Linked DNA regions of Homo sapiens: region 1 is linked to region 2. A link is an interaction called in ENCODE POLR2A ChIA-PET data of the cell type or tissue named here. Cell type or tissue: GM12878. All regions are shown on one strand. Links, peaks and the distances in the headings refer to the core of each region. The heading gives the core; the rest is flanking DNA. Region 1 has its middle 25 kb from the start of PPP2R5E. Region 2 has its middle 31 kb from the start of SGPP1.

Region 1 (2,811 bases), core at 250-2,749, 190 kb before region 2:
GGTTGGGAGTTCGAGACCAGCCTGACCAACATGGAGAAATCCCGTCTCTACTAAAAATACAAAATTAGCCGGGTGTGGTGGCGCATACCTGTAATCCCAGCTACTCGGGAGCCTGAGGCAGGAGAATTGCTTGAACCCAGGAGGCGGAGGCTGTGGTGAGGCGAGATTGCGCCATTGCACTCCAGCACTCCAGCCTGGACAATAAGAGTGAAACTCTGTCTCAAAAAAACAAAAGTCCCTGATAACTCAGTTTGTCTTGACCTCTCATTTAATAGGTAAGAGAACCAGATAGCTTATGAGATCTTGCTAAACTCCTCACCTTAGCTCCCAATGTAATTTATGATGTCTTGATGTAATGCCTTGAGACCTACAAATTAACATAACCAAGAATTTAAAGTAGATATGTTGCAGGGATGGAGGAGTGACTATAAATCTCATCTATTCCCATTTGAGCTAGCTCCATTCTCCTCCAGTGTTTCAAGAAATACCTTCAGGGAACCGCTGCTTTCTTTCTCCCACAATCTGTAGTTCTCTTGCTTTCCAACTTGGGCCCGGCAGGATCGCTCTTGCAAAGAAGGATGGCAAGAAGAAGAGCCTTTCTGCCATCAGCATTCACAAGCGCATCCATGGTGTGGGCTTCAAGAAGTGTGCCCCTCGGGCACTCGAAGAGATCCAAAAATGTGCCATGAAGGAGATGGGCACTCCAGATGTGCACATTGATACTAGGCTCAACAAAGCTGTTTGGGCCAAAGGAATAAGGATTGTCCCATACCGTATCCCTGTGTGGTTGTCCAGAAAACGTAACGAGGATGAAAATTCAACAAACAAGCTCTATACTTTGGTTACCCATGTACGTGTTACCGTTTTCAAAAATCTACAGTCAATGTGGATGAGAACTAACCACTGATTGTCGAATACATCAAATGAACTTATAAAACAAACAAACAGAAATGCTTTCTATTTCTCAACCTATGCTTTTTTTTTTTTTTTCTTTTTTGACAGTGTCTCACTCTGTGGCTCAGGCTGGAGTGCAGCAGTGGCACAATCTCGGTTCACTGAAACCCTGCCTCCCAGGTTCAAGTGATCCTCCCACCTCAGCCCCCAACTAGCTGGGACTAAAGGCGCATGCCACCACACCTGGCTAATTTTTTTTTTTTTTTTTTGTATTTTTAGTAAAGACAGGGTTTTACCATGTTGCCCAGGCTGGTCTTGAACTCCTGAGGTCAAGCAATCTGCCCACCTCAGCTTCCCAAAGTGCTGGGATTACAGGTGTGAGCCACTTTGCCTGGCCTAAAAATGCTTCATTTTTTTTGTTTGTTTGAGACGGAGTCTCACTGTGTTGCCCAGGCTGGAGTACAGTGGTGCAATCTCAGCTCACTGCAACCTCCACCTCCCGGGTTTAAGAGATTCTCCTGCTTCAGCCTCCTGAGTAGCTGGGCTCACAGGCGCCTGCCACCACACCCGGCTAATTTTTTGTATTTTTAGTAGAGACAGGGTTTCACCATGTTGACCAGGCTGGTCTCAAACTCCTGACCTCAGGTGATCCACCCGCCTCAGCCTCCCAAAGTGCTGGGATTACAGGCATGAGCCACTGCACCCGGCCGTAAAAACACTTTCTTTACTGAAACAGTGGCATTGCTGCTTTGATAGACTGTTATGATCACATGGATTGGATTTGGGCCACATACACAAATGCTTGTACAAGCATTTGTACTAAGCAAGTGCTTAGTACAAATTTATTTCAATGAATATTGATTAAATTAGTAGTCCTTTCCTCAGCTTCTTTCTTGCTGCCATTTCTTTGCATTTAAGGGGTAGGAAGTAGGAGGAACAGAGAGACAGTTCTTTCCCACAGGTAGGCAGTAACATGGCATCATCACTGCTATCCCGGGTCTCCTTTCCATTTCAGAAAATCCAAAAACTCATTTTACAGAATTGATCAAATTATTGAGTCCTTGAGCAATTTGAATAGCACACAAGCCATATCTTAATTTTTGTTTTGTTTTGTTTGTTTGTATTTTTGAGACCGAGTTCCATTCTGGTAGCCCAGGCTGGAGTGCAATGGTGTGATCTCAGCTCACTGCAACCTCTGCCTCTGGGTTCAAGCAATTCTCCTGCCTCAGCCTCCCAAGTAGCTGAGATTACAGGCAACTGCCACCATGCCCAGCTAATTTTTGTATTTTTTTTTTTTTTTTTTTTAGAGACAGGGTTTCACCATGTTGGCCAGGCTGGTCTTAAACTCCTGACCTCAGGTGATCCACCCACTTTGGCCTCCCAAAGTGTTGGGATTACAGGTGTGGGCCACCACACTGGGTCCATACCTTTGTATTCTGATCACTTGATTATCTTTCTAGCTCTACTACCTTTCATTCTTCCTACTTTACACTTTATGCAAAAGCTAAGAAAAACTACTTGAAATTTCCTGAATGCACCTGAAAATAATGCAACCACTCTTTGCATTGATTTTATATAAAAAATGAAGATGGCCGGGTGTGGTGGCTCATGCCTGTAATCCCAACACTTTGGGAGGCTGAGGCAAGCGGATCATTTAAGGTAAGGAGTTCAAGACCAGCCTGGTCAACATGGTGAAACCCCATCTCTACTAAAAATACAAAAATTACCCAGGCATGGTGGCAGGTGCCTGTAATCCCAGCTACCTGGGAGGCTGAGGCAGGAGAATCTCTTGAACCTGGGAGGCGAAGATTGCAGTGAGCCAAGATTTCGCCACTGCACTCCAGCCTGGGCAATAGAGGTATACTCAGTCTCCAAAAAAAAAAAAAAAAAAAAAGGCCAGGCACGGTGGCTCATGCC
Region 2 (2,811 bases), core at 307-2,806:
CGCCTGCCTCGCCCTCGCAAAATGCTGGGATTACAAGTGTGAGCCACCATGCCTGGCAGTCCCATGATATTTTGCCTTTATTTTATATTTATGTCATTTTCAAATTCTCTTAATTATTTTTACAATCTATAAAAATTAAACAAGACTTTATTTTAACTTGATTTTTAGTATACAATGAGTATTGCAAAGGTCAACAGTCCAAATGCAATAATTAAACAACTTATATCTAGCTATGCATTTCAGTTTGTTCCCTTTGAAAATTTATCCTACAGCCTTCTCAAAATATGAACAAAACATATGAAATCAAAGGGTACCAATTTTAAATGAGTGGTATTCAAACTTTTTTTTGCATGTTATTTATTTATACATTATATATGTATTTACTGTATTAATATATAACATACATTATGCAATATATAGACATTTTTAAGGATGAAATAAAAATATAAAGAGGCTTTTTTTTTCTTTTGAGACAGAGTCTCCCTCTGTCACCCAGGCTGGAGTGCAGTGGCGTGACCTTGGCATGGTGATGTGTGCCTTTATTCCCAGCTACTCAAGAGGCTGAGGTGGGAAGATCCCTTGAGCCCAGGAGTTTGAGGTTGCAGTGAGCTATGATTGCATCACTGCACTCTAGCCTGGGTGGCAGAGTGAGATCTTGCCTCCAAAAAATCTGTAGGTCTAGATTTTTTTTTTTTTTAATTTTAGCATATGTGCTGCAGAAGCGAGCACAGATTTTTTTTTTTTTTTTTTTTAAGAATATTTTAGGCTGGGCATAGTGGCTCACGCCTGTAATCCCAGCACTTTGGGAGGCTGCAGTGGGCAAATCACGAGGTCAGGAGGTCAAGACTAGCCTGGCCAACATGGTGAAACCCCTTCTCTACTAAAAATACAAAAAATTGGCCAGGCCTGGTGATGGGCACCTGTAATCCCAGCTACTGGGGAGGCTGAGGCAGGAGAATCACTTGAATCCAGGACAAGGAGGTTGCAGTGAGCCGAGACTGTGCCACTGCACTCCAGCCTGGGCAACAAAGCGAGACTCAGTCTCAAAAAAAAAAAAAGAATATTTTAAATTTATTTACATGCAGGCTGGGCACGGTGGCTCACGCCTGTAATCCCACCACTTTGGGAGGCCAAGGCTGGTCAGGAGTTCGAGACCAGCCTGGCCAACTAGGTGAAACTCCATCTTACTAAAAATACAAAAATTAGCCGAGTGTGGTGGCACACACCAGTAGTCCCAGCTACTCGGGAGGCTGAGGCAGGATAATCGCTTGAACCCAGGAGGCAGAGGTTGCAGTGAGCCGAGATCGCGCCACTGCACTCCAGCCTGGGTGACAGAGTAAGACTCTGTCTAAAAAAAAAAAAAAATGTTTACATGTTGTATTTCCATTATTTAAAAAAAAGATTTGAGAGTAAATAGCAGAAAAAGTAAGAACCAAATTTTTGCATGCCTTCGTGCTATACTTTGCATTCATTTTTTTGAGGATTGGATTTATCTACTAGTCAGGTTCAAAATTTGGCATCCCTGCTCGAAATCGTGTTTTCTAGAATTTTATAGGAATGGTTGAAAGCAAAAATGAAACTGTCAGGCACAGTCCATGAAGCAGAGGATGTGGGCAGAGCAAGGACAGAGTATGTCTAAGACTTACTTTACCATGTGATCTAGGAAGCCGTCACTGTACAAAGACAACCACTGCTGGTTTGAATTAAAATAATTTTTGGCTGCTTCTCTTCACCTTCTTGGAGATCCTTCCTCAGGAATAAGGAAATAATTCAGGAAATTCACGCAGGAGCTCAGAATGTATTTCCAATCTCTGTAGTCTCCATTTTTGGCAGGCACACAGATAAGGGGATGGGAAATTAATATTGAGCCACACACAGGGGGAAGAAAATCTAATGTTCCTGAAGAAAAGGAACCTTGTTCACTGAAACAAGAAAATATTAAGGAGTAAGGCTTATCAAGTATTAAATTTATATTTACTAAGCCACTCAGTGTTAGGTCAATATCCTAAGCAGAAAAGATCAAGGAGGTAATAAACTGAAAGAAATTTTTTTTTTTTACAAAGTTCTGAATCTCCATCTGCAATAGAGATTTGTTTTTGCATTTTGCTTCTCTTTTAGAGATTGAAAGTTAGAGATAGGATTGACACACTTCTACTTGTTTTTTAAGACTCAGCACAAATATTACTTCTGATGTGAAACTTTTGAGGCTACCCTGTAGTTTCCCTCCTATGCTTCCTCATAGCATATTGTATTTTTTTTTTTTTGAGACAGAGTCTTGCTCTGTTGCCCAGGCTGGAGTGTAGTGGCATGATACCAGCTCATTGAAACCTCAGGTGATCCTCCCACCTTAGCTTTCTGAGTAGCTGGGACCACAGGAGTGTGCCACCATGTCCGGCTAATTTTTTGGTAGTTTTTGTAGAGACAGGGTTTCGCCTTGTTGCCCAGGCTGGTCTCGAACTCCTCACCTCAAGTGATCCACCTGCCTTGGCCTCCTAAAGTGCTGGGATTACAGGCATGAGCCACTGCGCCAGGCCTGTACCTCTATTTTTATTTATTTATTTATTTATTTTGTGACAGAGTCTCGCTTTTCTGCCAGGCTGGAGTGCAGCAGCATGATCTCAGCTCACCGCAACCTCCGTCTCCCGGATTCAAGTGATTCTCCTGCCTCAGCCTCCCGAGTAGCTGGGACTATAGGCGTGCACCACCACGCCCAGCTAATTTTTGTATTTTTAGTAGAGACGGGGTTTCACCATGTTGGCCAGGATAGTCTTGATCTCCTGACCTCGTGATCCACCCTCCTCAGCCTCCTAA

What was found. ChIA-PET counts read pairs that join two places held together with the same protein. Peaks named below come from ENCODE experiments on the same cell type or tissue, not always from the same donor. Only the 100,000 strongest peaks of a DNase experiment are listed, where the experiment ranks them.
Region 1: POLR2A ChIA-PET joins it to region 2 with 11 read pairs; 3 of 35 experiments call an interaction of 5 or more read pairs at or near these places.

Annotation. Positions count from the first base shown.
Region 1 is chr14:63,567,409-63,570,219 of GRCh38, forward strand. It overlaps the pseudogene RPL31P5. Among named protein-coding and RNA genes, the nearest start is that of PPP2R5E, 25 kb to the left of the region's middle. In GM12878, for the core only: no CTCF peak of the experiment used is centred there; no DNase peak of the experiment used is centred there.
Region 2 is chr14:63,758,008-63,760,818 of GRCh38, forward strand. No RefSeq gene overlaps it. Among named protein-coding and RNA genes, the nearest start is that of SGPP1, 31 kb to the left of the region's middle. In GM12878, for the core only: no CTCF peak of the experiment used is centred there; DNase peaks (open chromatin) are centred at 1,599 and 2,193; H3K4me3 peaks cover 479 bases; H3K27ac peaks cover 1,203 bases.